Regions from separate parts of the Mus musculus genome. Here region 2 is linked to region 1. A link is a loop called in an ENCODE intact Hi-C map of the cell type or tissue named here. Cell type or tissue: left cerebral cortex. All regions are shown on one strand. Each heading gives the region's core, and the rest is flanking DNA. Links, peaks and the distances in the headings are about the cores only. Region 1 holds the start of Rsl1 (regulator of sex limited protein 1). Region 2 holds the start of Zfp456 (zinc finger protein 456).

Region 1 (16,042 bases), core at 4,177-12,176:
AGCCGTAGTTATCCATGAAGGGAAATTTCACAGAAGCAAAGATTATAGGTATTTTTATCTTACACTCTCCTCAAGTGTTCAATCAAGGTATTTTAAAAATAGAACAAAATATATAGGGTGAGCATACCATGTGATGATAGGCAACGCCCACTCAGAAACAACGATACACAAGACCAAAGGACAAAGGAAAAAAATCTTGGATCCACAAAATTCTGAAAATTATTGAGGAGGTATTAAACACACACTCCAAGTGGCATAGTTTAATCTTCAAATTATGTATCCACAGAAGGCATGCATGTTAAATTCTTATTATTTACTATGTGATAGGAAAAAAATTTAGAAACTTTTAATCCTTCACAAAGAGCTCTTGACATCAGTTTCACTAGCATGAGCATAAGTGATTTGAGACACACTAGTGTACTGTTAGTTTCTCACAATGATTTCATACCTGGGTCGGCAGTAAAATACACAAACTTTCAGTTGTGTGCAAACAGTGCAAAGACTGCTACTGCCCAGTGTGACTCCATTTGGCCTGATTTTTATGCAACAGCTCACCCAAGCTAAGCAATACTGCTGAGAAAATGTTGTCGTGCGGCCTCCAAACCTGGAGCTTGGGAAGGGCCACTCTTTGAATGGTCTGAATAGATAGAATGAAAAGGTTTGAAATTTCAGGACACTGGCCTGCCTCTGGTATCATGCAACTGTGGGTCAGCTTTTAAAACCAAGTAAATGAGGGCCAGAGGGTACTGGAATGACCGATGTCATTTCTCACACCAAAATGCAACCTAGTCCTTCTGGTCCTCCAAGAAGGTATTTTCTGTCTGGCTTTTAGCTCAATGAAAACCTGGTTCCAGGGATAGGATGAGCCCCACCAAGTCCAGGCTCAAGTATAACTGACTCAAGTTTCTCCCACAGTATCTGTCCAGGGACAGACTGGCTCCCTGACTCTGTCACAGGTAGAAGGACAGCATCAGGACAGTCTGGGGAAAGATACAATGCATTTGAGAACAGCTAAGAAGTGACCTGTTTCCAGAAGAGGCTGCTAGTAATTATGTCATGGTAGAAAGCTGTGTAAAATAAGAACAACTAATGGAATGCACAACGTAAACATAGATAAAAGATGCTAAAGTGTCTTAATCATAAGCCAAAATCATAACTAAATTCTGACAGGTGCTATAATCATCAACGTAGTGACTATGGAAAGTCTACATGCTATCTAAACGATAAAGATAATCTTGGGTTTTCTATGATGTTGCCCCTGGAAACTGTCAAGGCACAATAGGTTACCAGTATGTGCACAGGTCAAATTCATTCATCAGATTACCCTCTCTGTGTAGGTTGCTTGGAACCTTCTTTTATTCAGCCGATGTTGCACAGTATTAACTAAGCTGAACAACTACCATCTTCATAAGTCTAGCTGTGCCTGCTAAATACAATCACAGCTGGGCTTGTTCAATGTTACATTCCTTCAAAAATGGACTCAATAAGCCAGGTCAGTCAATTGACTCTTCCTTCAGTTACAGACTGAACTGCTATACTCTCCTTCCCATCTTTGTTCACAAAAGATGCCTTTCTTCCAAGTCTACTGACATCTCTAAACCTCTTGCTGGCATATAAATTTTCTCTGTGTAGGTCAGTGTAACTATTTTAAGATTCAAAAAATCCACATTTGAAATTATACCTTTAATGAAAAGATTAAAATTACTTAAGATAATACTCATCATATAAATAAAGAGGGGGACAAAAGTACAAAACCATGAGGCTAGGTCACATTCCGTCTGACTATGGAACACAGGCATTATAATAAAAGAGACTAAAAGAAAATACATTTAGTAGTCAAAATTTACTCATGTTCCTACATTATAAACTTCTATTCAGGTTAGAAAACACTTCTGACTTAAAGATGTCTATCTAGTCACTATGTCTTCGCTAACTTTCTTAAACTTTAAGTACGTGGAAAATGGTGTCATGCTAAGAAATGAGAATTACTTGTATGCCTTTTTATTCTTGGAAAGGCCAGGCATACTATTGTCTTTTCTGTATTATTTCCTGATGAAATAAAACAAGGCACAGAGACTGTCTGGAGGACTGACCAGGACTGTGGAAAGGGGCACCATAAAGAGATCAGGACAGTGAAGCCCTCAGCTCCTCCAGGGTGTATTTATGTTCAAGTTTATTTAGAGATAAGAGGTTTGCACTTCAGAAACTGTAATTTTTTATTAATTTAATTTTTATTTCACGTGTATTGGTGTTTTGCTAAATGCGTGTCTGCATATATGTCTGTGTGATGGTGTCAGATCCCCTGGATGTGAAGTTACAAACACTTGGGAGCTGCCATGTGGACGCTGGCAACTGAACTCTTCCTCGGGAAGAGAAGCCAGTGATCTTAACCAGTTAGCCATTTAACCAGTCTTAACAACTGTAATTTTTGAGGCTGAAATTTTTAATAGAGATAATTACTTTCATTTATTAAAATTTTAATCTGATGAGAGTCACTAATTCACTGTAAGTGCCACAGCAAATATAATTAAGCCATAATTGGTAATGATGATCTACTTAATGAGTGACAGTCAATGTGCCCAAATTGTGTTTGGATTCATGCTGAATTCAAATGTAATTCATTCATACAGACAATACTAGAGTAAGCGACTAATACCAACGTTCCATTATATAGTCCTCTGTACATGTCAACGTTTAGCCTAAAACAGGGAGCTCAAACAAATTTAAAGTCACCTTACAGTTTACTCAGTATGGCATAATATTCAAAATCCGGTGTGGTTTATAAACTAGTTAACAAACCTGAACGCTGGAGTGAAGAAGGCTAACACACCACCTAGCTTGCATGACAGGACACATCCAGGGTAGATGAACACGATTACTATTAGCACACTGTCCAATGGGACACAGACCTATCAGAGGAAATGTATGCTAGCCTCATCTCAGGATAAGGAAGCATGGGGAACAGGACTTGCCAACACCTGCCATCCAAATGATATGAAAACTACATGCAAGTTCAAATGTCCGTGTCCTGTCCGTTGCTTTCATTTCTCCTCCTCCTAACAAAGCTAATTTCTGCCCTGGAGCTAGGTCTGATTCTATAAGCAGAATTCCTCAGCAGACTGTGAGACAATATTCGACAGATGCTACCTAAGATCAGTGAGAAATGAACTGTCCAAAGGGACTCCTGTTAGTCTGAATTTATCCAACGGCTCCCCAGCCCAATTTGTCCTAATCAACAGAACTGAAATTGTTGAGCACCCTGCTTCTGCCTGCCTCTGTGTCATGGGAACATATCATTGATTTTATTAACCAAGACATGCTCACTTCAGTATGAGAGCTTTCTGGCACAAGTCTGCCTTAACACCATCAAAAAAGTGACTCCCGGTCTGACCAATACTCAGTTGCATTTCCCCGAGTGTTACATTACAATAGAGACTCAGCAACAAGAAAAATCTTGGAAGTCCATGTAAAAACATACACAGGGCACACTGTTTGCAAAATATAAATCCTAAGAGACTTAAGCCACCATAAATGTCTGAGAGATGTGAAGGAGAGACCTAAAGAATGATGTTCATAATACATTATTTCAAGGCACATGGGAAAGCCTGGCTGTTGGATCTTTGGACTTGAACTCTGTCCCCTGACGCCCACTTTCCTACATACCTGGGTACACAGGGGCCGTTCCTTGTCTCTTCATGTCCCAAGGCCCTTGTATTTGCTCCAGAAATGTCACCAGGAATGGCTTAGAGACAGCAAGACCTGGTTGGAGAACAAGAAGTTAAGATTGCTTAAGTGTTCTTTTACTCTCTCTTTCAGTACAGTGTTTATAAGGAAAGACATGATACAATAAATAACTGCAGACAATTAGTTCCTTCAAGGGTTTCTGACATGGACAGTAAAATACAGAAAGGAATGTACAATATCCTGATTCTGAGTTTCTTTAGAGGGAAAACATGAAACTGAATGGAGAAACAATTTCATTAACAAATGTGGTCCACGCCTGATGTGGGTGCATTTCTAACAGTCTCAGAAGACTAAAGGAGGCATGCTTCCAACACAGACATTTCAAACACAGCAAGGAAAAATAATGACATGTTTCTTAGCTGTACAGTAACCTCCCTAATTTTTCTTCAAATGATGGATATGAAACTCGTTGTTGAAATACTTCCATGAGATATTGTACAAAGCGGGAGAGCTACATGTTCATGGTAGGGGTGAGATAGGAATTCTCTATAGATACAATGCTCACCCAGGAACACAAGGTGGCTGAAATTCTCCAGCATCACATCCCTGTACAGGTCCCACTGAGCAGGCTCCAGGCATTCCCACTCTTCTGGAGAGAAATCAATGGCTACATCCCAGAAGGACAACATTTCCTGAAATAAAGACCAATGAATAATACCACACTGTAATTCATTAAAACCATTAATGAACTCACAGCAAACCTCTGGTTTTGACAAGGACATCGGGTCCTCATACTCAAACTGCTCCTGCTCCAGAAATGTTCCTTGGGTATTACGTGCAGAAATTGTAGACATACCTATTGGGTCAGATCACAAGGTCATACATAGTCCTCTGGGCTTTGGTAAGCTTCAGTTTTCTGCAGAGTTCTCTCTGATGCAGACAGAAGCGCTTTGAACAGTAAGAGCTACACACTCATGTGTAGGAGTGCTTTGAACAGTAAGAGCTACACACTCGTGTGTAGGAGCCCTAAGAACAGTAAGAGCTACACACTCATGTGTAGGAGCGCTTTGAACAGTAAGAGCTACACACTGATGTGTAGGAGCGCTTTGAACAGTAAGAGCTACACACTCATGTGTAGAAGTGCTTTGAACAGTAAGAGCTACACACTCATGTGTAGGTCTAAGGAAAAGCAATCAGAATGCAGTGAGAGCTTAGGATGCTTTAATAACATGTCATTAGTATGTTCCCCTCTAAGGTTTCAACCTAACAAGTCACCTGTGGTAGCTTCTAAGCATGATGTAACTTCTATTGATGAGGCTTTAAGTCCCATTGGACAGCTTCTGCATATGCCAAGATATTGAGTGGCACTGTGGCATCTTTATGGCTGGAATGACATACAGGACATTGCTGTGGCCCACTGGTGTAAAAGATAAGCAGAGCTATTTTTTTTTTCTTCTCTCCCTTGGAACCTGGCAAAGCACCTTCAATCCGTATGGACAACTCGTCCCTGTTCAGATCTTCATGTCAGATCCAGCTGCAATGCCCTGAGTCTTGTGTCTGAAGTGCAAGGTGTTTCCACCCTTGGGAGGAGGAATAGCTATTGTCACAAGACTTTATAGGACAACATAAATATATCCTCTTTAAAGAATGACTGCACCAAAAATAGTCTTTTGTCTAATGAGCAGAATTCAGCAGCGATGGAGAGGCCAGAATGTCTCCAAAATGAACCGACATAATGAAGCACTTTGTTGAATAGGAGTTTCTCAAGGGAAAAATAAATTGAAAGGTCTTGAAACCTTCTATACAGCTAGTAGAGAAAGATCCTGTCTTTACAAGTATGAAAAAGCAGATTACACTTTTTTTAATGTTTGCATCACCAAGGCCACGGGAAAACCAGCAATGTGGAGAATGGCAGGAGCCCAGAGCAGAGCAAAGACAAAAACAACTCTCTGTGAGAGAATCAGAGCATGCTCACTATGGAGAATTAACTGCAGGGCTCACTCCCTATGTTGGCCAGCACTGCTTCCTCCATTCTGCATGGGTGTTTGTCTGCTGTCCTGAGTACAATCTCCTGTGAGCCTCTGGGGTGGAGGTCCGGGGACCTGTAAACAGGATACCGTTTTGTGTGGGTTTTAGCCAATACAATTAACAGCAAACATTGCAGGGGAATCAGAGACTTGCAAAATTCACTTTCTATGGGGAAGAAATGCAAATAATGTCTGACCTGAGGCAGGAACACTTCCACCCATTAACAATTACTACATATTCTTCCAATAACTGGGAGCCCGATGGTTACATTCCACTCAATGGAAGCCCATCCTAGAAGAAGTCTAGAGCAACAGAAAGGACAGCACAGATGTTTTAAGAACTCTTGCATCTCCTGACAGTGACAGAGATATATTTTCAGAGTTGGGCAGATCTAAAGATTAGCAGGACATTGGTGGGAAGTCAACATGAGAGGCAAAGAGAGGGCTGGATTCCTGATCAGGTTCCAAACAATACAGACTTCCCATTCCCTACCAGCCTGTCTATACTACACAGTGCTTAAAATACATACAACACAGATCACGAAGCAGCAACTCCTAGGTTGGGTCAAGAGTCAAAGAGTCTCTGAGTATGGAGTGAGGATTAAAGACAGGAGAGGCAGAAAAGATGCAGAGCCAAGAAATAGACTTGGGAGGATTGCTGGTCAATACCACAGCAGCCTCGAGTTTATTTTTCACCGCCCTTTTATACCTCATATTACCATGGGAAGCAAAGTTACAAGATAACAGAAACAATGGCAGAAATATACACAATGTCCATAAACTTCCTCAACAAGTCCAAGCCCTGATAATGTCATGTTGACCGGAACCATTTGGGGCCAAGCGGACACTCTCTTTTTAAAAAATTCTCGGGGCTGGTGAAATGGCTCAGCTGTTAAGAGCACCGACTGCTCTTCCAAAGGCCCTGAGTTCAAATCCCAGCAACCACATGGTGGCTCACAACCATCTGTAATGAAATCTGATACCCTCTTCTGGAGTGTCTGAAGACAGCTACAGTGTACTTACATATAATAAATAAATAAATATTTTTTTAAAAATTCTCAACTGTAAAGTAGGGATGGAGGTCCTGTCAAGTTTAGTAAACACAGCCCTCAAGGTGAAACATGGTGTGAGCTCCTTTTGATCCCACTCTGCCTTGTAGACATTCCTGCCTGTGTGTCCACTGCATGTGTTTCTTCAACCCTAGTCCAAGATTTTCCGTGCATTCAGACAGATATGTTGGCTATGTCCCAGAATTCCCCAACACGACAGCTGTTGTAACTCGGATTTTTCCTCTCTTAATTCTTTACTGGCAGCGAAAAATGAACACAGTCAGACCTCAAGGCCATTGCTATAAGCTGGCTACAGAGTACACGGGGACCAGAAACCCTTTTACTCTAAAGACACAAAGGACTCTGGCAGCATCCAGGTGAGATGGGGGCAGCCAGGGACGCGCGCTTCCAGCAATGCAGGTCTGTGAGCTCTGGCACTCTCTCAGGAGCAGGTAGTCAGCTCATCACCATTAGTTTGCAATCTAGTCCTCCACTACCAAGCTGCTCCAGTGTACCAGAGAACCAAGGCAGACTCGGGCTGCTCTCGGTGTTCTAAAGGAAACCTTCACTCAGGACACAATCCCAAAAGGCCAGTCCCCTCACTCCAAAACTGCAGCCTCAGTGGCCCCAGCCAGTTCAGCACAGCCAGTCCTGGCAGCTGCTTCCGCCCTCCCACCCAGTCCTCAAGCGCTCCCTCCAAGACAGAGCCCAGCTCCCGGCACTGAACCCCAGGCTATGCTGCTTCCTGAACCAACCTCCTTGACACAGATCCCGCACAGAGCCCCAGGCTACGCTGCTGCCTGGACCAACCTTCTTGTCAGAGACAACTGGAATAGATAGCCGCATACGATTTCCGCCCAACCTTAAGAAAGACGCACGAGTACAGACCTGAACTCAGAAGGGGATTTCCTGGAAGGCTCCCAGTGGTCACAGTGGTGCGGACTACATCTCCCAGAAGTCTGTGCGAAGGAAATCCCAGAACCCAGGGTGGGTGAAGTCTACTGTTTGGAGAGTTTTGTGGATGGGAACACACAGTTGAAGGTGCAAGGAGGAAGCCTTATCTGCAGAAAAGCTGTGGGTAATGAGATTGGTTTTCGACCCCAGAACCACATCGGAGATGTATGGATTTGAGTCAAGCCTTTGACAGAAACTTTTGGCTTACAAGTCATTTCTAGTAGTAATTTTAATATTACTACTTCCTGGCCGGGGGGGGGGGGACGGGACGGGGGGCACGTTGACTTAGTTGTTCGTTAAATAAACAAAGCAATACACTAACCAACGTGGCAAGGAAAACTAACTTTATAAAATGTTTGAAACCAGCCTTGGCGTTCCTGACTATGCTCCTAGCTCCTCAGTGGCTTTTGACAAATGGACTTGGGATACAAAGCTGGCTTGGTGTCTGCCCCAACAAACTTGTATACTGTTGTTTGTGTTTCTACTTTTTGAATATATAGAAACAATTCCTCCAGGGCATTGCTAATATTACACATACAGAAACACATGCTGTTTGAGCAGGCCAAGGAGGTTGACTCTGAAGATAAAATTTGACATCCCCATGCCACACCCAAGCATGTGTGTATCTAACATTCCTCTAAATCTCTTGTCCTGAGTTAATGCCCCGGACTCTCAGACATTGGAAAGAAGATCAACAAGAAGCCCATGGAGGCATTGATTAAAACCAGCTAACAGGCTACCTATGTCCAACAGAGACTACTACTGTTGATCTGTTGGTAGAAAGGTGTCTGTAATAAAAGCAGGTCACACATCCAGTCATTTCCCCTACTTGTTGTATGCAGGTGAGACATAAATGCACAAGGCTTTGAGTTGTACTGTAGAAACAAGAGTGTACAGAGCACAAACATTTTAAAGTGGTATACACCCTCACCACAATAGTTGAGTAGCCTGCAACTAGGATTTCCTTCTGAGAGCCCTCAGAAATCAGTGTACATGGGGCTGCTAACAAAACAGCCAGGGGATCACATGGAGTCAAAGCCTTGTCCATTCCTTAGATCCTGTGAACTAAAGGCAGGTACTAAAAAATCAGCTGCAGTGGAGTCTACTCCACTGTGGAACACAGACCCAAAGTAGCCTCTAAGACTACATAAGCATAGACTTAAGAGTTCAATCAATGTATTTTACTTATCCATCGAAATATATAGGGTGAGCATACCAAGTGATGATAGGCAATGCACGCTTAGAAACATCGGTACAGAAGATCAAAGAACAAAGGAAAAAAATCTTGAATCCACAAAATTGTGAAAACTTATTGATAAGGTATTAAACACACAATCCCAGTGGCATGGTTTAATCTTTGAATTCTGTATCCACAAAAGGCATGCATTTTAAATCCTTATTATTGAGTATGTGATAGGAAAACATTTGAGAAATTTTTCATCCTTCACAAAGAGCTCTTGGGATGAGTTTCATTAGCATGAGCGTAAGCGATTTGAGATGCACTTAAGTGTAATGTTAGTCTTTCACAATGATTTCATACTTAGGTCTGCAGAAAAGTGCACAGATGTTCAGATGTGTGCAAACATTGCAAAGACTCCAAAGGGACCAAAGGAGCCAAAGGGACTCCATTCTGCCTGAGTTTTATCTAACTGGTCACCCAAGCTAACCAATAGTACAGATAAAATGTTGCCATGCGGCCTCCAAACCTGGAGCTTTGGAAGATCCACTGTTTCAATTGTTTGACCCAAGGGAATTGACACTTGAAGTTTCAGGGGCTGGGCTGCCCTGGTATGATGCAATTGTGGGTTTGGCTTTATACACCAGATCAAGTCGGAGCCAAAGTGTCCCGAAATGACGAATGTATTTGCTGTCACCAAAACCCGACCTAGTGCTTCTGGTCCTCCAAGGAGGTAGGTAAAGATGTATTTTGTCTGGTAAAGATTCTAGTAAGTAGACAAACTGCTGACAGGGAATCCTTCCCTGCATCTCCTTCTAACATCTAAGCTAAAGATGTTGAGTTCAGGCAAATCCATGTATTATGCCATTTCTGTGGATGCTGCAGTGAATGACTGAAAAATCCACCTGATGTATGCTGTCTCAGCTATTGTTCTGTTTCTTACACTTGTTCCTCAGGGCCACTGTCTGAGCTCACTTTAGAACTAAGGCAACTGGAAGCTATAGAGTTCCTCTGTTCTCCTGTCTGGGCTCTAGGAGAGATGCCAACGTCCTTGCTGAGGTTGCTTTAGTGGTCCTCCACGAAAGTCCATGTCCGCTTCTCAACGCACTCATGCCCAGCACCAAGTTCCCCTTATGGTCTTGTCAAAAGTCTAAACCTAGTAACTCCCTACCACACTTGCCCAAAGGGATCCTTTGGCTGCTGGGACTGAGCTATATAATCTCACTGACCCATTCATATACTATAAAAGCAAAGTAGTGTCAGGATCACCTCTACTGCAGAACATAGGCTACTGAGGTAACCACCAGGCCAGGGGCTCCACAGTGGGAAGAGGCAGGGACCCATGCATGACAGAAGTCTAGCCAGCCTGTAGGTCCAGGACTCAAGCTCACTATGGACAAGGGTTGAAGCCATTTTTTGGTGGGAAGAGTCCTCTAGCTGCCCTGCTTGTTTGGGTGATTGGAGATGAAAGTGAGGTTGGGTCCTTTTGCAAACCTTATTCCTCTGAGGAGTGTGTGTGTGTGTGTGTGTGTGTGTGTGTGTGTGTGTGTGTGTTTGGGGCTCCACTGTCTTATGGCTGAAGTTGGCCTTTGTTTCTGCTCCAGCAAGCCCTGATACGCTTCTTTCATCTCTAGAACTTTTTAAGTCCCTCAGGTGTCCTATTTTGTGGGTTTTCTCTTTAAATGTCTCTTTCCAAGGCTACAGGTATACTTTGTATGTAAAGCTTAGACACTGATCCACAACGGAGCCAATATATCTATGTCTCATAGAATCAGGACAGAATCCTTAACATTGGGATTTTTATAAGAGGAAAACACATATTGAGTTTCTCAGGCTGTCTGCCCACACCAGAAGTACTGAAACAAGTCATGCTTAGGTACATGCCTGGGTTCAGTCTTACAGAGAAACAATGCCTTCTGAATACAGAGAATGATTTTATAAATCATCATATGCTATTTTAGCTCACTGTAAACCTAGTTCCAGAGATAGAATATGCCCCAGTCACTTCCAGCTCAAGCATAACTGACTCAGAATTTCTCCCACAGCCTCTGTCCTGGGTCAGATGGGCTTCCCAACTCTGTGCCAGGTAGAAGGACAATTGCAGGACAAGACAGGGGAAGACACCATGCTCTTGAGAACATCTAAGAGGTTAACTGTTTCCAGAAGAGGTTGCTATTATTTATCTCATGGTAGAAAGCTGTGTAGAACAAGAACAACTAACGGAATGCACATTCTTAAAAAGGATAGAAGAGACACATTGCTAAAGCCTCTTAGTCATAACTCCAAAACCATAGCTAAATTCTGCCATACGCTATAACCATGAACTTAGTGATTATGGTAAGTCTACATGCTATCTAAATCATAATGACCATGTTGTGTTTTCTATAAACTTTTCCTTGAAACTGTCAAGACCTTACATGTGCACAGGTCATGTTAATTCATCACATTACCCTAGCTGTGTAGTTTGATGCGGTTCTATTCATGAAGGGTCCTGTCATCCTTCTCTTCCTAAGTCCAATGGTCTGGCCCTGATAAATAACTAGTTGTAAATCTTTGATGAAAAAAAAATAGCCTCTGTTAAATTATTGTACCTGTAGTTCAAGTAAAGTGTATATATATATATATATATATATATATATATATACACTTCATATAATAAGTCAATATTTTGACTCTCCCCTAAGATCAGTGGAGAAAGAACTGCTCAACGTGAGTCTGGTTGTACGGCTTTTATCCAAGTGCTCCCCACCCTAAATTGTTCCAATCAACAGAACTGAATCTGTTGAGTGATCTGGCCCTGCCTGTCTCTGTGTGGTGGAATTGTGGGTTTGACCCAATCATGCCTCCCTTTGGTGTACAGATCTTTCTGGCATGAGCCAGCTCTCAATCCCAGTGGATAAATGACTATAACTTTGACCTCCACTGATTGGCATTTCCCTGAGTCTCACTTTATAATGGAGACTCAACAAAATGAAGAGCCCTGGAAGTCACTGTAAATACAAGCACAGTTCACTGCTCAGGAAACACAAAATACACTTAAACCACCACAAACAAACATCTGAGACATGTCCTTCTCTAGAAGCAAAGACAAAAGAGAGAGGCCTAAGCCTTTCTTGACAACGACATCATGTTTCAAGGTATATGGGATCTGTTAGATCTTTGAACCTCCACGTTGTTCCGACCTCCTCTTTCCTACCAACCTGGGAACACTGCTTTTACTGCTTGTCTCTTCACACCAGCAAAGCCTTGTCTTTGCTCCAGAAATGTCAGCAGCTGTGACTTAGAGTGAGCAAGCCCTGTTTGTAGGAAAAGGAAATGAGATTGTATAAGAGTTCATCTACAGGGAATTGATATGACCCTTCAAGCAACAGTGTTTACAAGGAAAGAGAATTATTTCTTTACAATAGTTTTTGACAAGATTACCAGAATACATATTGGAACATACAATGTCCAGATTGTAAGTTTCATTTAAAGGGAGAAATATTAAAACTGAATTGTTAAACATTATAATTAATAAGTGTACTCCAAGCCTCGTGCCCTTGAATTTCTTTCTTTTTTTCTCTTTCTCTCTCTCTCTCTCTCTCTCTCTCTCTCTCTCTCTCTCTCTCTCTCTCTCTCTTTCTTTCTTTCTTTCTTTCCTTCTTTCTTTTTTTTTTTTGAGACAGGGTTTCTCTATGTAGCCATGGCTGTCATGGAACTCAGAAATTCACCTGCCTCTGCCTCCCAAGTTCTGGGATTAAAGGCTTGCGCCACCATGCCCAGCCCTTGAATTTCTGGTAGTGAAAGATATATACGTCTAACACAGAAAGGTTAAACACACAAAGAGAAAATCAATGAAGTAGTTCTTAGCTGTACAACAACCTGACTAATTTTTTTAAAAGAATATGAAAGTTTCTGTTGAAAAGCAAATACTCCCATGAGTCCCGTATTGTACAAAGTGAGGAAGCTGCATGTTGATGGTGAGATACAAATGCTCTACAGATGCAGTGCTCACCCAGGAACACAAGGTGGCTGTAATTCTCCAGCATCACATCCCTGTACAGATTCCACTGAGCAGGCTCCAGGCATTCCCACTCCTCTGCAGAGAAATCAATGGCCACATCCCTGAATGACAGCATTTCCTGAAATGAAGACCAATGAATGATATCACAGCTTAAATGAATTAAAACCACTAAAATCATTTAAATACCACGATGAACTCTGCTGGATAGTTCTCCGGTCAACTTGACACTAGCTAGCATTATTTGAGGAGAGAGAAGAGTATTTGAAAAAAAGTCTCCATGACATTGTCCTGTAGCCAGGCCTATGGCATTTTCCTAATTAGTGTTGATAATGAGATATCTACAATATGGGTGGGACCCCACTGGGGAGGTGTTTTTGTATGGTATAGGAAAGCAGGCTGAGCAAGCCATGGAATACCAGCCAATAAACAGTGTTCCTGTGTGGCCTCTGCACTGGTTCCTGACTTGAATTCCCTCAGTGATGATCTGTTACCTGAAGATGTCAGCTGAAATGAACCCTTTCTTCTCCAAGTTGCCTTTCCTCATGATCTTTATCACAGTGATAGAAACCCTTACACGGGCATCATGTGCCTGTGGACACAAATCTAGATTCTGTGTAAGGATGAAAGAGAGCTAGACCCGTTTCTCACATTAGTGAGTAATATTCTTCAGACACATCAAAGGTGCTCATATGACCTCACAATGGACCCATCTTCAAGGAAAAACAAGGTAAAGGATGCTATAAGACCACATGGGCTCTATACATTGAAGACAGAGGAAATGTAAAATAAGTACATCCACAGAAGCATCCATTTAATGCCATATGCTTATTATAAACCACACAAATAAACAGTTCTCACAACAGAAAGTCCTGGTGAGGGAGAAGGTTCTTGTCAACACTAAATATCCACAGCCATGAATGTGAAATGAAATGAAAATACAGACTTTAATGAGGTGGCTCTGGCTGTCATCTGGGTTTCTGCATTTGTCCAGAATTCAGCAGCAACACAAAGCACAGTGACAAGGGACAGTAGATGGAGGAGGCAAGGGGTAGAACACTAAAGGAAGAACTCACAGACTAATATCATTCAAGGTTCTGAACATAAGAGAAAATCAGCATGCAAAGGACTAACCCTAATGTATGAGATTTTTAAATAGAACAATCACTCTGCTCTTTTGCCATGTTCCCGACATCACTCTGCTCCTTCTTTACCCATGTTCCCGTTATTCTTATTCTCAGGTGGGTACAGAGCCATGTATGTGAGCAATGTTCCCTAAAGCGTGTATTTTTGCACCGTGTATCAGCGCTGTAGCAGAGAAATAGATTTGCTGATGCTAGTTTATTATTTCAAGAATTTGGTATTTCAGGACCCACTTTTCATAATTCCTTGAGTAAAGTCCCAGAATTACCTATAAAATGAGTCATATGTTACTTTTCCTTTTTCACCACTTCATGACATCAGGAATTTATGTATTAATGCAGTATTTTGTTATAATTGTGTGAGTTAGCTTTGAATAGTGAGTGGACTCAGCCCTGGGAAAGACTGATTCTCCCCTCTCTCAGCCATTCTTAGGTGCCCATACATCTTTGTCTACCCAGGAGACTCCCCCTGCAGGAACCATGAGCCATTGCCATTGCTAAGTCAGTCATGTTGAAGGGTGCGGCTTCCCTTCACTTTCTAAGCTGCTCGACCTCACAGCCGACCTCCTGGACCTCTGACTCTCATAATCGATCTGCCCCTATCCAGAAACAGTCCTTGATGACTATATGCAGAAAGTGTGGTATAGATGCATCTATTGGGTCTGGACACAGATTATAGTTCTCTGCATTTGGGTAAGTTTCGATTTTCTTTAACGTTCTCTATGCTGCAGCAAGAAGTACTTTGAGGAGCAGTAAGAGCTTCACGTATGTGTAGACCTTAGGAAAAGTCTTCAGAATGCAGTTAAACTTATGATGGTTTAGAAAGGTGGCATTAGCCTGTCCTCCAGGATGCAAGACCTAACAAGCCATGGGTGGCAGCCCATGCTTCTATCCATGACGTATGTCTACTTGATCGACCTTTAAATCCAATTATACTGCTGCTAATGTCAAGATGTGATTGGCACTGTGGCACCTTAGGGATATCACACCATATGGGATGTTTCTGTGGTCTACTGCCCCAGAACTAGGTAACAGCTAACTAGGATCATTTACTGCTTCTCTCATTTGGAAGCTTGCAAGGCAGCTTCTATCACTATGATAACTGGTCCTTAGCTGGGAGACCTTCATGTCAGATACAGCTGTAATCCTCTGAGTCTTGTGACTGAAGTGCTAGGTGATTTCAGAGCAGGAAGGAGGGTATAGCTATCAGTCATAAGGCTTTAGGACAACTGAAATGCATGTTCTTTAAAGAGTGACTGCCCAGAAAACAGTCTTTTGTCTACAGTGCATAGTTAAGTGGCTGTGAGGAGGCCAGCAGATCTAAAAGACACAGGCAGAATGAAGCAATCTGGTGAACGGAGACCCAGCAAGTTCTCAAGGGAAAAGAAATTCAACTGTCTTGAAAGCTTCTTCGTAGCTAGTTAAACACAGCAGCTTCCTGACTTTATAAGCAAACAGAAGGGTAGGTGGGTAGGTGGGGGACAGATCCTACTTTGTTTCAACTTAGGTCAGTGGTACCCAACCTGTGACAACCCCTTTGGCAAACCTGTCTCCAAAAATATTTATTTACATTAAGATAACAGTAGCAAAATTACAATTATGAAGTTGCAACAGAAGTAATTTTGATGGGGCTTGCCACGAGATGAGGAGCTGTATTAAAGGGTCACAGCATTAAGAAAGGTGAGTTGGCTGAACTAGGGAATCACAGAGAAGATGGAAAAATGATCAGCATGGAGAAGGGCAAGTCCCCAGGAAGGAGGGAAACAGTATTGAGAATTAACTGCAAGGATGCCTCCCTATGTCACCTCGCACAGGCCACCACTGTTCTGCATGGGGAACATGAGGAAGTGTCTGTTGTCATAAGGCCAATGTGCTGGGGATTCTGTGAGTGATGGGTGGTAGGTCTTTGAAATTAGTAGGGATTTTAGCCAATACAATTAATGAGAATCATTAAAGAGAAATTTTTAACTTGTAAAGTTCATTTTCAAACAGGAGGAAATGCAAATAAT
Region 2 (16,042 bases), core at 5,373-13,372, 200 kb before region 1:
CTTTACAGTATGCACATTGGTCCTTATCTAGAGGTGGTCGTGAAGGTCCTCTGGAGTTCTGAGGTCTTCTCGGCTCTGTGTTGCCCAGGTACCCTGTCTGCCTACTTCCTCTCTGCCTACTTCCTCTACCTTTTCTATAAACTTCCTTATCACCTGCGAATGTAGCCAAAATCTTAGTTAAATTTCTTTCTTGCCTTCTATCTCGTCTACTTTCTCTTGCCTCAGCCTCTCTCTTTTCTCTTTCTCCTTTTTTCTTTTTCAGTCTCTCTCTTATGGTACACTTTCTTTGCCTCCTTAACCAGATCTTGCAAAGATAATGTTTGCAGACTCTCTAGATGCTGTAACTTTCTCCTAATGTCAGAAGCAGACTGCCCAATGAAAGCCATGGTAACCGCCACCTGTTGGCCCTCTGACATAGGGTCAAAGGGAGTGTAACACCTGTATGCTTCTAAGAGGTGCTCCAAATACAGTTAGGGGCTCCTTTTCCCCTTGTAGGATCTCTCTTACCTTGGCCAAATTGGTGGGGTACCTGCCAGCTCCTCTCAGTCCTGCTACCAGAGCCCGGTGGAAAACTGTCAACCGCTCCCTACCTTCAGGCCTGTTAGGGTCCCAGTCAGGACATGTCAGAGGGAAGCCTGCATCTATTTCATTCAGAAGCTGTGTTGTCCATCCATTGGCCCCCAGCACGTTCTTTCTTGCCTCCAGCAGAATCCTTTTCTTCTCTTCTGTGGTGAAAAGAACCTGTAAAAGCTGCTGACAATCATCCCAAGTGGGCTGATGAGAGAACATGAGAGATTCCATTAGATTAGTAAGGCTAGAGGGGTTTTTAGAGAAGGGGGTGTGATTTGCCTTCTAATTATAGAGATCAGAGGAGGAAAAAGGCCAGTACTGAAGGGGCTGCAGTTGTCCAGGGTCCGCTGGAGGAGTGCCATAAGTACATAAAGGCAGTGTGGTGTTTGAGTCTGGTGCCTCTGGGCTCCGCACCCGCCAGCTTTAGGTTCCAGCAGCTGATGCCTCCCCCGTGTCTCCAGCAGCACCCTATTGAGAGATCTGGGAGGGGACCGGTTGGGGATATGGGGGTGGGGTGTTATGCCATTCTGGAGGTTCTTCTATCTCTGGATAGATCCTAGGAGGAGCCGAGGGTTGTGGTTTAGCCCCTGCCATTTTTATCTTAGTTTTTTTTCTCTGAGTGGCGGAGAGCCAGGACTCGGAAGCCCGGCTTGTTCCTCTGAACCCAAGGCTTCAACCAGGATGGGGTGTCCTGCGCTAAATTTTTCCAGATGAGAATGTAGGGCACTTGATCTGGCTGAGACCCCATCTCTTCTGCATAACAATATCTTTTTAAAAAAGATTTATTTATATTTATTATATATAAGTACACTGTAGCTGTCTTCAGACACACCAGAAGAGAGCATCAGATCTCATTACAGATGGTTGTGAGCCACCATGTGGATGCTGGGATTTGAACTCAGAACCTCTGGAAGAGCAGTCAGTGCTCTTAACCATTGAGCCATCTCTCCAGCCCAACAATATCTTTAATGGCAGAAATCAAAATCAAATCAAGTACCCTCTGTTGGCCAACCAACATCAAAAGCTGGCCATTCTGTAGAGCAGAAAGCTCTCTAAAATCTTTCTGACATCCACAGACAGATTGTGAGTCCTAGTCTTAATTTCAGTCCAATGCTCAAGAGTCAGTCCAAGGGGAGTGCTAATATTCTGTCCCATCGTCAGAGTCACATACAGAGAAACAAACAATATATACACACACAAAGATTACAATAACCGAGACCAGGACCCAATCAGACGGCTGAGTGAGCACACTCTCACTTGGCACCTCGATGGGAGATCTCCAGGTGTCCCTGGAGCTCCCTCAGACTTCCTGGGACGTCTCCCAGGGTGGCAGCCAGTTACTCCTGACACTTCTGTCAGTAACCCTCCCCTCCTTCCCGGACAGGGAGTTCGTTGCTCTCACGAGCACGGACTACTGCAAACTAGAATACTGAATTCAAACACAGCTGGCAGACAAAGATACAGACAAAAATATAGACAAAGATAGGATCCTACCTCCAAGCGGGGTCTCTGAGAACTGGGGTAGGCCACAAATCCCGCGGACGAGCCCCCATATGTAAGACTCCCGAAGCTGGGCCTCCGCTCAAGTCCAAGGATGAGCTGGCCAACGCCCTAACATCCCAAGAGATAACCACACCTGATGCAAACTGCAAGAGGTTTTATTATCAGCTAGCTGAGGACAAACCCCTCGCACCTCACAGGGCAGGGGAGTTCGACCCTGAGCGGTGACAGTAGGAGACTTTTTAACAGCTAGCTGAGGAGTTGAGAGGAGAGTTTGGAGGAGTTGGGAAGAGTTCTTCTCTTCCGGGTGTCCTTGGTGAAATTTACATGGCAGGAGTGGGGAGTGAGTTCTTTCTGAATTTTCATCTCCTTGTCCTTGGCACAGGAAGGCAGGCATCTCTGGTTGTACAGTATAGAAACAAAAAAGCTTTTTGTTGCCTATAGAGAACAAAGAGCTTATTTCTAGCTGTATTTTTAAAGATCAGGAAAAACAAGCTTGGGGGAATATCTAGGGGCTTTACCTTCCAGGGAGAAACGCTCTAAGTCGGGGTCTCACAATCCATTTATGTCTCATGCAGAGTGTCAGTACAGAGGAACAAGTGTTATTTATTTATTTGCAATACTGCGTATTAAGACAGAGTCTACATTAGAGTCAAGCGCTTTAATGTAGGCCAAGTTCCAATATAAAGACAGAGAGAAGGCTACAAATCTAAGAACCAGGTAAAGACCACATTCAGTTCCAGGAATACCTTCGCACAGACTTCTGGGATATGTAGTCCATGCGACTGTGCCATCATGAGGAGCCATCCAGGCAATCCCACTTTAGCTTTCTTTCTGTACAAGTATATCTTCCTCAAAGTTTTGCGAGAGTCCTGAACGGCTGTACACGCCTGTTGTCTCTGTCATGGAGGTTGGTTCAGGAAGCAGCATAGCCTGGGGCTTTGTACAAGCATTGGGCTGGGAAAAGGCGAGTAGAGTGGGGGTGTGGAAGGTGGGGGCTGAGTGGACCTGGGCTAGGAGGGAGGGCTGAAGAAGCTGCTGGGATTTGTTGTGCTGAACTGGCTGGGTCACGGGACATTGAAGTCCTGGACAGGGAATGGGGCGATTGGGATTGTGTCCTGGGTAAGGGTTTTCATAGGACACCACAGGGTGTTCTTGGACATAGGAACATTCTGGTAGCAGGGGCCAGGATTGCAAGCTAGTGATGGTGAGATGACTACTTGCACCTGAGGCAGTGCTGGGAACTCTTTGACAGCTTTGCTGGGAAGCATGCTCCCCTAGCTGCCCCATTCTCAGGTGGATGCTGTCAGATGCCTCAGTCAGTACCTTTACAGCAAATGGGGTACCTGGTCCCCCTATACTCTGTATCTGGCCGCTTTCAACAATCCATATTATGTTCATTTTCTCTGTCAGTTAAGGAATTAAGCGAGAATAAAAATCCAAGGCACAACAGGTCATAGATTGGAAAATCTGGAACACAGCAGAGAGATCTGCCAGAATGGGAGGTCACTGAGAGTCTTTGACTATGGGTGAGGAAACACATGTAGTGGATACACAGAGGGAAGTCAGCAAAGCAGGCAACCTGCTACCTGGTTTCACCTTGAGGGCTGGGTTTCCTTAAGTCTTGGATAGGTTTCCTGTCCATAAAGTAGGGTTGCATAATTGTAAATAAGACACAATGTCTGCTTGGCACACTATGATTATGTCAACGTCATTGATCAGGCCTTGAACCTGAGAACGTTTATGAGCAGGGTATTAGGAGCTGGTGAAAACTAACGTGTCCTTGTTTTAGGGGGGCCAGGCTTTTGTGTCAGGTCAGCAGGGTGAGGAAGAGCTCACAGACCTGTGTGTATTCTTGTGACTTAAAGTAAACAGACCTGTGATAGAAAGAAGCTTGAGCCTACTGTGAGGCACATCTCTGTCATCTCTGCATTTGTGAGGGGGAGAGGGCAGGACCCTCTGGTCATCCCCTGCTTCATAGCAAATTCGAGGCCAATGTATATATATAATCCTGGCACTTGGGAGGCAGAGGCAGATGGATTTCTGAGTTTGAAGCCAGCCTCATCTACAAAGTGAGTTCCAGGAGAGCCAGGGCTACACAGAGAAACCCTGTCTTGAAGAAAAAAAAAAAGCCAAAAAAAAAAAAAATTCAAGGCCATTGTAGGCTGCCTCAGGCTGTGTCAGAAAACATTTAAACATGCTTGATGGATGTGAGAAATACTCTGTATGATTCATTCCATGTCTTCCAGTGAGAGCCGTGGCAAACCCCTTTGGTGTCTTACAAACTACATGTGCTTCCCTTCTGCTGACTCAATCCATGTGGGGATTCAAACTTTGTTTTCACTAACATGCTCTTGTTAAAGATGGTACATTTGGGTGATTAGTTGTTTGGATTTACTGTGTGAGGAAGGACTCTCCTCTTTCCCTTGCTTGAATATTCTGCCTATTTGCAGCAAATATCCATCCTTTTTGGATAGCTAGCTTGTGTTAGATCATGCCATGACCTGAGAATGCTTCCTTCTGGTCTTCCCTGAATTCTTCCAGTTTGGTCCTTCCATATCTAGGCAGAGACTCCTTCATTTCTTCATTGCCTTTCTGCAGTTCTTTTTTTTTTTTTTTTTTTTTTTGGTTTTTCGAGACAGGGTTTCTCTTTATAGCTCTGGCTGTCCTGGAGCTCACTTTGTAGACCAGGCTGGCCTTGAACTCAGAAATCCGCCTGCCTCTGCCTCCCAAGTGCTGGGATTAAATGCGTGCGCCACCACACCCGGCCTTTCTGCAGTTCTTGACTGATGCAGGCTACTGTGGCTTACGTCTCTGTGTCTTTTTCTGCATCTTCATCTGGGATACCTTCCTGTGTCCCTGTCCCACAGGTTTAGCTGCTTGTAGAGGCTTCTTACAGTTAGCTGGAACAAACCCACGTCCTCCACGGTCCCTCACACAGGTACTGCCGTCTGCAACCAGTAAAGCAAACTGCTAGTGTGGGATGCCGTCCTCTTGCACAGGTTTAAGTCTAGGTCTTAAGTGCAGTTGTCCCTCTGTCCTCCCAGGCTTCCTAATGTTAGTATGAGGTAAGGAGTTACTTGTCTTTACAACTCATGCATGAACCTTGCTGTATTAGACAAGTCATATCTAGAAACTTCTGAGGGGGTGATGGGTGATGGCAGTCAGATCCTGCTGACGTGTGTGATTATATCGAGGCCATGAAGACAAAGTACAAAGGATTGGAACAGGAGTCAAACACATATGCAAAGAATCAACCTGAGGAGTGCAGATTCTTATTACATTGCCATTTTGTGTTATTAAAGTATTTTTCATAGTGTCCTCCATAGTCATCATCCTATGTAGTATCCTATGTAGTAACTATGTGAAAGGAGTCTGGTCCCATGCCAATTCTCTATAAGTCTCCTTTCCATTGTTCTCCTCTTTCCAGAATCCATGTAAAAATAAGTCAGATGGATCAGGGTGCGAGTCCCCACGCTTAACTGAATACACTCCATGTACTGGTGCTTTCAGACTCAGAAAAATACATGGGATCTTTAAAATCCACAGATTCATCTAGACATCTAATGTACACAGCCTAGCATGATATATTTATTTTTAAATTAAAATTACACAATTCCTGTTTCCAAAGCAGATTCTGTATATTGCGGTCTCCCATATTTTTTTTCATGGTTTATTCATTTCTCAGTCATAAAGTTGCAAAATGTATTTCCTTGAAGCAAAAATTAATGATTGTTTCATACCACTCTTATGTGAATTAAGCCTTGGGGCAAAAGTCTAGGAGGTGCTGCTTTGTGATGTGTGTACTGTGCATTTTAAGCACTATGGTGTTTAATGTACATAGGCTGGGTTTGAATGGAGAGTCAGTATTGTTTGGAACCTAATCAGGAATCCAATCCTCTCTTTGAATCTCACTTTGACTTCCCACCAATATCCTGCTAGTCTTTACTTTTGTGTGACTTCTCTGAAAAGATATCCGTGAGAGACACTGACAGGAGACGCAAGAGTTTATAACACATCTACTCTGTTCATTCTTTTACTTCTAGGGTTGCTTCTGGGACCAGTCTCCATACAAGTGGAGTATAGATATTTAGCTCCCAAGTATTATAAGAATAAGTAGTAGTTTTGATGAATAACAATTTGCCTCTCTCTGGAACAGACATTATTTGCATTTCCTCCTTAATGAAAATGAAATTTTCAAAAATTTCTCTTTAATGATTCTCATTAATTATATTGGCAAAAATCCCTTCTAAGTTCAAAGACCTACCACCCATAACCCACAGAATCCCCAGCACACTGGCCTTACAACAACAGACACTTTCCCATGTTCCCAATGCAGAATAGTGGTGGCCTGTGTGAGGTGACATAGGGAGGGATCTGCTGCAGACCCCTCTGGGCCCCTTTGTCTGCGTGGAACGGGTCTCTAGTTGCAGGTGGGCAAAGCGTCGGATGAATTGACAGATGCACACAGGAGAGGTTGTGTAGAATTTGAATGCATTTTGTCAAATCGAGCATCAGACTTTTTATACAGAAGGCAATAAGGAAGTTGGGTGACATACCCACAAGGTACAAATGAGGCTGCCGGATGCTTAATGACTCTTACACAGAACAGAGGAATGAAAACGCAAAGACTGGAAGGAACTGGGCAATAAAATTAACTGAGACAAAGTCAGCCCTATCTAAGGTCAGCTATAGTCTTAGAAGCCAGGTGTGAGGTCTTTTCACTCCTAGGCCAAGGGCTTTCACACCCAAGTCATGGTTCTAACTAGGGAGTTCCGTTCTAGCTAACCATCTCATGAATAATGCAATACTCTAAAACCACAGCCAGATCTACTTCCTAAACCATTGTAAATTCCTGTATATGGGTGTAACTCAGTTTCAGTTCTAAGTATCTATTCTGGTTTCTCCTACGGTCAGAAACTTCTTTCTTCCTTGGTGATGGTAGATTCCTGTGAAGGGCAGTGACCTAGCTTTTACTCAAAGTGGTAGTGTAATACCAGGGGCAGTACTGAATGTCACTGAATAGCAACATTCTTACTGAATTCCAAGTCCAAGGTCTTGCTCAAGGACATTCTAGGACTGTTGGAACACTGGCTTTAGCTATGTCAGAATTCAATCTTAAAAGGCACTTATAATACGGTAATACTAAAAGAGAGCACATGGATCCATACACTAGACTAACGCGGGAATGGAAAATTAATGTATGGGTTAGAGAGAACGCCAGACTCCAGGAGTGAGTTTCTGTGAAACTCTTTTGCTTTGTGAGTAGCTTCCAAGCCTTTCGGCTTGTCACACTGACTCGACCGGAGAGCGTGGCAGGCATCCTTGCAGTTAATTCTCAATACTGTTTCCCTCCTTCCTGGGGACTTGCCCTTCTCCATGCTGATCATTTTTCCATCTTCTTTGTGATTCCCTAGTTCAGCCGACTCACCTTTCTTAATGCTGTGACCCTTTAATACAGTTCCTCATCTCGTGGCAAGCCCCATCAAAATGTTTTTCGTTGCTACTTCATAATTGTAGTTTTGCTACTGTTATCTTAATATAAACAAATATTTTTGGAGACAGGTTTGCCAAAAGGATTGTCACAGGTTGGGTATCACTGACCTAAGATGAAACAAAGTAGGGTCTGTCCCCCACCTACCAGTCTACCCTTCTGCTTGCTTATAAAGTCAGGAAGCTGCTGTGTTTAACTAGCTATGAAGAAGCTTTCAAGACAGTTGAATTTCCTTTCCCTTGAGAAATTGCTGGGTCTCTATTCATCAGACTGCTTCATTCTTCCTGTGTCTTTTAGATCTGCTGGCCTCCTCATAGTCACTTAACTATGCCCTGTAGACAATAGACTGTTTTCTGAGCAGTCACTCTTTAAAGAACATGCATTTAAGTTGTCTTAAAGCCTTATGACCGATAGCTATACCCTCCTTCCTGCAATGAAATCACCTAACACTTCAGACACAAGACTCAGAGGATTACAGCTGTACCTGACAGGAAGGTCTCCCAGCTAAGGACCAGTTATCATAGTGATAGAAGCTGCCTTGCAAGCTTCCAAATGAGAGAAGCAGTAATGATCCTAGTTAGCTGTTAGCTAGTTCTGTGGCAGTGGACCACAGAAACGTCCCATATGGCGTGATATCCCTAAGGTGCCACAGTGCCAATCACATCTTGACATTAGCAGTAGTATAATTGGACTTAAAGGTTGATCAAGTAGACATACATCATGGATAGAAGCATGGGCTGCCACCCATGGCTTGTTAGGTCTTGCATCCTGGAGGACAGGCTAATGCCACCTTTCTAAACCATCATAAGTTTAACTGCATTCTGAAGACTTTTCCTAAGGTCTATACATACGTGAAACTCTTACTGCTCCTCAAAGTACTTCTTGCTGCAGCACAGAGAACGTTAAAAAAAACCTGAAACTTACCCAAATGCAGAGAACTGTAATCTGTGTCCAGACCCAATACATGCATCTATACCACATTTTCTGCATATAGTCATCAAGGACTGTTTCTGGATAGGGGCAGATCGATTATGAGAGTCAGAGGTCCAGGAGGTCGGCTGTGAGGTCGAGCAGCTTAGAGAGTGAAGGGAAGCTGCACCCTTAAACATGACTGACTGAGCAATGACAATGGCTCATGGTTCCTGCAGGGGGAGTCTCCTGGGTAGACAAAGATGTATGGGCACCTAAGAATGGCTGAGAGAGGGGGGAATTAGCCTTTCCCAGGGCTGAGTCCACTCACTATTCAAAGCTAACTCACACAATTATAACAAAATACTGCATTAATACATAAATTCCTGATGTCATGAAGTGGTGAAAAAGGAAAAGTAACATGACTCATTTTATAGGTAATTCTGGGACTTTACTCAAGGAATTATGAAAAGTGGGTCCTGAAATACCAAATTCTTGAAATAATAAACTAGCATCAGGAAATTATTTCATAAAGTTACTTTTCCTTCCCACGCTGGTTACTGTATTGCTTTGTTATTTTAAGGAACCACTAAGTCAACTTTTTTTTTTTCCAAGAAGAAGTAATATTAAAATTACAACTAGAAATGACTTGTAAGCCATATGTTTCTGTCAAAGGCTCGACTCATATCCGTACATCTCCGTTGTGGTTCTGGGATCCGAAACCAATCGCATTACCCATAGCATTTCTGCACATAAGGCTTCCTCCTTGCACCTTCCACTGTGGGTTACCATCCACATAACTCTCCAAACAGTAGAAGTCACCTAACCTGGGTTCTGGGATTTCCGTCGCACAGACTTCTGGGAGATGTAGTCCGCACCACTGTGACCACTGGGAGCCTTCTAGGAAATACCCTTCTGACTTCAAGTCTGTACTTGTGCCTCTTCCTCAAAGTTGGGCGGAAATGATATTCGGCTATCTATTCCAGTTGTCTCTGACAAGAAGGTTGGTCCAGTCAGCAGCGTAGCCTGGGGCTCTGTGTCAACGAGGTTGGTTCAGGAAGAAGTGTAGACTGGTGTTGGGTGCCAGGAGCAGGGTTCTGTCTTAGAGGGAGCGTTTGTGGGCTAGGTGGGAGGGCGGAAGCAGCTGCCAGGACTGGCTGTGCTGAACTGGCTGGGACCGCTGAAGCTGCAGTTTTGGAGTGAGGGGACTGGCCTTTTGGGATTGTGTCCTGAGTGAAGGTTTCCTTTAGAACACCGAGAGCAGCCCGAGTCTGCCTTGGTTCTCTGGTACACTGGAGCAGCTTGGTAGTGGGGGACTAGATTGCAAACTAATGGTGATGAGCTGACTACCTGCTCCTGAGAGAGTGCCAGAGCTCACAGACCTGCATTGCTGGAAACGCGCATCCCTGGCTGCCCCACTCTGACCTGGATGCTGCCAGAGTCCTTTGTGTCTTTAGAGTAAAAGGGTTTCTGGTCCCCGTGTACTCTGTAGCCAGCTTATAGCAATGGCCTTGAGGTCTGACTGTCTACAAGGCAGAGTGGGATCTAGAGGAGCTCACACAATGTTTCACCTTGAGGGCTGTGTTTTCTAAACTTTTGACAGGACCTCCATCCCTACTTTACAGTTGAAAATTTTTAAAAAAGAGAGAATGTCCGCTTGACCCACAATGGTTCCGGTCAACATGACATTATTCGGGCTTGGACTTGTTGAAGAAGTTTATGAATATTGTGTGTATTTCTGCCATTGTTTCTGTTATCTTGTAGCTTTGCTTCCCATAGTAATATGAGGTATAAAAGGGCGGTGAAAAATAAACTCGAGGCTGCTGGCTGCTCGTGGTATTGACCAGCAGTCCTCCCAAGTCTATTTCTTGGCTCTGCATTTTTTTTTTCCTGCCTCTCCTGACTTTAATCCTCACTCCACACACAGAGACTCTTTGACTCTTGGCACAACCTAGGAGTTGCTGCTTCGTGATCTGTGTTGTATGTATTTTAAGCACTGTGTAGTATAGACAGGCTGGTAGGGAATGGGGAGTCTGTATTGTTTGGAACCTGATCAGGAATCCATCGTTCTCTTTGCCTCTCTCTCATGTTTACTTCCCATCAATGTCCTGCTAATCTTTAGATTTGCCCGACTCTCTGAAAATATATCTCTGATTGTCACTGTCAGGAGATGCAAGAGTTCTTAAAACATCTGCGCTGTCCTTTCTGTTGCTCTAGAGTTCCTCTAGGATTGATTTCCATTGAGTGGAATGTAACCATCGAGCTCCTGGTTATTGGAAGAATATGTAGTAATTGTTAATGGGTGGAAGTGTTCCTGCCTCAGGTCAGACATTATTTGCATTTCTTTCCCATTGAAAGTGAATTTTGCAAGTCTCTGATTCCCCTGCAATGTTTGCTGTTAATTGTACTGGCTATAATCCCCACAAAACGGTATCCTGTTTACAGGTCCCCGGACCTCCACCCCCAGGGTCTCACAGGAGATTGTACTCAAGACAGCAGACACTTGCCCATGCAGAATGGAGGAAGCCAGTGCTGGCCAACATAGGGAGTGAGCCCCGCAGTTAATTCTCCATTGTGAGCATGCTCTGATTCTCTCACAGAGAGTTGTTTTGGTCTTTGCTCTGCTCTGGGCTCCTGCCATTCTCCACATTGCTGGTTTTCCCGTGGCCTTGGTGATGCAAACATTAAAAAAAGTGTAATCTGCTTTTTCATACTTGTAAAGACAGGATCTTTCTCTACTAGCTGTACAGAAGGTTTCAAGACCTTTCAATTTATTTTTCCCTTGAGAAACTCCTATTCACCAAAGTGCTTCATTATGCCGGTTAATTTTGGAGATGTTCTGGCCTCTTCATTGCTGCTGAATTCTGCTCATTAGACAAAAGACTATTTTCTATTCAGTCATTCTTTAAAGAAGATATAATCTAGTTGTCCTATAAACTCTTGTGACAATAGCTATTCCCTCTTCCCAAGGGTGGAAACACCTTGCACTTCAGACAGAGGCCTCAGGGAATTGCAGCTGGATCTGACATGAAGATCTGAACAGGGACGAGTTGTCCATACAGATTTAAGGTGCTTTGCCAGGTTCCAAGGGAGAGAAGCAATCAATAGCCCTCTTAGCTCTTATACCAGTGGGCCACGGCAATATCCTCTATGTCATTCCAGCCATAAAGATGCCACAGTGCCACTCAATATCTTGGCATATGCAGAAGCTGTCCAATGGGACTTAAAGCCTCATCAATAGAAGTTACATCATGCTTAGAAGCTGCCGCAGGTGACTTGTTAGGTTGAAACCTTAGAGGGGAACATACTAATGACATGTTACTAAAGCATCCTAAGCTCTCACTGCATTCTGATTGCTTTTCCTTAGACCTACACATGAGTGTGTAGCTCTTACTGTTCAAAGCGCTCCTACACATGAGTGTGTAGCTCTTACTGTTCAAAGTGCTCCTACACATGAGTGTGTAGCTCTTACTGTTCAAAGCGCTCCTACACATGAGTGTGTAGCTCTTACTGTTCAAAGCGCTCCTACACATGAGTGTGTAGCTCTTACTGTTCAAAGCGCTTCTGGCTGCATCAGAGAGAGCTCTGCAGAAAACTGAAACTTACCAAAGTGCAGAGGACTATGTATGACCTTGTGATCTGACCCAATAGGAATGTCTGCAATTCCTGTACATAATAGTCAAGGAATATTTCTAAGCAGGAGCAGTTTGAGTATGAGGACTAGAGGTCATTGTCAAAACCAGAGGTTTGCTGTGAGTTTATTAATGATTTTAATTAATTATAGGTGTGATATTATTCATTGATCTTTATTTCAGGAAATGTTGTCCTTCTGGGATGTGGCCATTGATTTCTCTCCAGAAGAGTGGGATTGCCTGGAGCCTGCTCAGTGGGATCTGTACAGGAATGTGATGCTGGAGAATTTCAGCCACCTTGTGTTCCTGGGTGAGCATTGTATCTATAGAGAGTTCCTATCTCACCCCTACCATCAACATGTAGGGTACAAACCGCTTTGTACAATATCTCATGGAAGTATTTCAACAACGAGTTTCATACCCATCATTTGAAGAAAAATTAGGGAGGTTGCTGTACAGCTAAGAAACATGTCATTGTTTTTCCTCGCTGTGTTTCAAGCATGCCTCCTTTGCTCTTGTGGGACTGTTAGAAATGCACTGGCATCAGGAGTGGACCACATTTGTTAATGAAATTGTTTCTCTATTCAGTTTAATGTTTTCCCTCTAAAGAAACTCAGAATCAGGATATTGTACATTCCTTTCTGTATTTTACTGTCCATGTCAGAAACCCTTGAAGGAACTAATTGTCTGCAGTTATTTATTGTATCATGTCTTTCCTTATAAACACTGTACTGAAAGAGAGAGTAAAAGAACACTGAAGCAATCTTAACCTCTTGTTCTCCAAACAGGTCTTGCTGTCTCTAAGCCATTCCTGGTGACATTTCTGGAGCAAAGACAAGGGCCTTGGGATATGAAGAGACAAGGAATGGCCACTGTGTACCCAGGTATGTAGGAAAGTGGGTGTCAGGGTACAGAGTTTAAGTCCAAAGATACAACAGCCAGGCTTTCCCGTGTGCCTTGAAATATGTATTATGAACATCATTCTTTAGGTCTCTCCTTCACATCTCTCAGACATTTATGGTGGTTTAAGTCTCTTAGGATTTATATTTTGCAAACAGTGTGCCCTGTGCATGTATTTGCAGGGACCCCGAGGTTTTTCTTGTTGCTTAGTCTCTATTGTAGTGTAACACTCAGGGAAATGCAACTGAGTATTGGTCAGACCAGGAGTCACTTTTTTGATGGTGTTAAGGCAGACTTGTGCAAGAAAGCTCTAGTACTGAAATGAGCATGTCTTGGTTAATAAAATCAATGATACGTTCCCATGACACAGAGGCAGGCAGAAGCAGGGAGCTCATCAATTTCCGTTCTGTTGATTAGGACAAATTGGGCTGGGAAGCAGTTGAATAAATTCAGACTAATAGGAGTCCTTTTGGATAGTTCATGTCTCACTGATCTTAGGTAGCATCTGTCGAATATTGTCTCACATTCTGCTGAGGACTGCTTATAGTATCAGACCTAGCTCCAGGGCAGGGATTAGCTTTGTTAGAAGGAGGAGAAATGAAAGCAACGGACGGGGCATGGCCATTTGAACTTGCATATAGTTCCCATACCGTTTGGGTGGCAGGTGTTGGTAGGAGGTTCCTCTGTACACAGTATTCTCAGTTTTCATATAAAGAGACACTGCGTGCAGGGTAATTGCACTGAGTGCTTGCATTTGAGACATCTAGACTGTGGTGCTGAGTCCAAGATCCTCCTCAGCATGAGATGATCCATCCCCTGCCTTGTGAGACAGGAGGAGTAATCCATCTTCCCTGCAGATTAGGAGTAGGAGTTCCTAGTCTGGCTTACAGGTCAGAGGGAGACAGGCGCAGCAGATGCTGGCAAGTCCTGTTCCCCATGCTTCCTTATCCTGAGATGAGGCTAGCATGCATTTCCTCTGATAGGTCTGTGTCCCATTGGACAGTGTGCTAATAGTAATTGTGTTCATTTACCCTGGATGTGTCCTGTCATGCAAGCTCAGTGGAGTGTTAGCCTTCTTCACTCAAGTGTTCAGTTTTGTTAACCAGTTTATAAACCACACCGGATTTTGAATATTATGCCATACTGAGTAAACTTTAAGGTGACTATAAATTTGTTTGAGCTCCCTGTTTTCTGCTAAACTTTGACATGTACAGAGGACTGTATAATGGAACATTGGTATTAGTCACTTACTCCAGTATTGTCTCTATGAATGAATTACATTTGAATTCAGCATGAATCCACACACAATTTGGGCACATTGACTGTCACTCATTAACTGGATCATCATTATCAGTTATGGCCGAATTATATTTGCTGTGGCACTTACAGTGAATTAGTGACTGTCATCAGATTAAAATTTTAGTAAATGAAAGAAATTATCTCTATTAAAAATTTCAGCCTCATAAATTACAATTGTTGGGACTGGAGAAATGGCTCACCAGTTAAGATCACTGGCTTCTCTTCCCGAGGAAGAGTTCACTTGCCAGCATCCACATGGCAGCTCACAAGTGTTTGTAACTTCAAATCCAGGGGATCCGAAACCATTACACAGACATATATTCAGACATGCATTGAGGCAAAACACCAATACACGTGAAATAAAAATTAAATTAATAAAAAAATTTACAGTTTCTGAACTGCAAACCTCTTATCTCTTAGTAAACTTGAACATAAATACACCCTGGAGGAGCTGGGGGCCTCACTGTCCTGATCTCTTTGTGGTGCCCCTTTCCACAGTCCTGGTCAGTCCTCCAGACAGTCTCTGTGCCTTGTTTTATTTCATCAGGAAATAATACAGAAAAGTCAATAGTATGTCTGGCCTTTCCAAGAATGAAAAGGCATACAAGTAATTATCATTTCTTGGCATGACACCATTTTCCATGTACTTAAAGTTTAAGAAAGTTAGCGAAGACATAGTGACTAGATAGACATCTTTAAGTCAGAAGTGTTTTCTAACCTGATAGAAGTTTATAACTTAGGAACATAAATAAATTTGACCACTAACTGTATTTTCTTTAAATCACTTTTCCCATAATGCCTGTGTTTCTTAGTCTGACCTAATGTGACCTAGCCTCATGGTTTTGTACTTTTGTCCCCCTCTTTATTTATATGATGAGTATTATCTTAAATAATTTTAATCTTTTTATTTTAAATATGAATATAATTTCAAATATGAATTCTTTGAATCTTCTTAAAATAGTTACACTGACCTACACAGAGAAAAGTTATATGCCAGCAAGAGGTTTAGAGATGTCAGTAGACTTGGAAGAGAGGCATCTTTTGTGAACAAAGATGGGAAGGAGAGTATAGCAGTTCAGTCTGTAACTGACTGAAGAGTCAATTGACTGACCTTTCCTATAAGGTCCATTTTTGAAGGAATGCTAACATTGAACAAGGCCAGCTGTGATTGTATTTAGCAGGCACAGCTAGACTTATGAAGACAGTAGTTGTTCAGCTTAGTACATACTGTGCAACATCGGCTGAATAAAAGAAGGTTCCAAGCAACCTACACAGCGAGGGTAATTTGATGAATGAATTTGACCTGTGCACATACTGGTAACCTATTGTGCCTTGACAGTTTCCAGGGGATACATCATAGAAAGCCCAAGATGGTCTTTATCGTTTAGATAGCATGTAGACTTACCATAATCACTAAGTTGATCATTTTAGCATCATCAGAACTTAGTTATGATTTTGGAGTTATGATCAAGACACTTTAGCATCTTTAATCTAATTTAAAGGTGTGCATTCCATTAGTTGTTCTTATTTTACACAGATTTCTTCCATGACATAATTACTAGCAGCCTCTTCTGGAAATAGTTCACCTCTTAGCTGTTCTCAAATGCATGGTATCTTTCCCCAGACTGTCCTGATGTTGTCCTTCTACCTGTCACAGAGTCAGGGAGCCAGTCTGTCCCTGGACAGACACTGTGGGAGAAACTTGAGTCAGTTATACTTGAGCCTTGACTTGGTGGGG

What was found. Peaks named below come from ENCODE experiments on the same cell type or tissue, not always from the same donor. Only the 100,000 strongest peaks of a DNase experiment are listed, where the experiment ranks them.
Region 2: it touches region 1 in a loop (19-fold over the local background); 9 of 42 quality-filtered maps call a loop at or near these places.

The regions. Positions count from the first base shown.
Region 1 is chr13:67,164,782-67,180,823 of GRCm38, reverse strand. Rsl1 (regulator of sex limited protein 1) reads right to left here and starts at 7,642. Exons shown (of 4, transcript NM_001013769.1): 1 at 7,571-7,642; 2 at 4,250-4,376; 3 at 3,664-3,759. The coding sequence starts at 7,606. In left cerebral cortex, for the core only: no CTCF peak of the experiment used is centred there; DNase peaks (open chromatin) are centred at 6,992 and 7,674; H3K4me3 peaks cover 1,280 bases; H3K27ac peaks cover 466 bases.
Region 2 is chr13:67,369,124-67,385,165 of GRCm38, reverse strand. It overlaps Zfp456 (zinc finger protein 456), which reads left to right and starts at 9,403. Exons shown (of 4, transcript NM_001001186.3): 1 at 9,403-9,476; 2 at 12,289-12,415; 3 at 12,894-12,989. The coding sequence starts at 12,292. In left cerebral cortex, for the core only: no CTCF peak of the experiment used is centred there; a DNase peak (open chromatin) is centred at 9,334; H3K4me3 peaks cover 689 bases.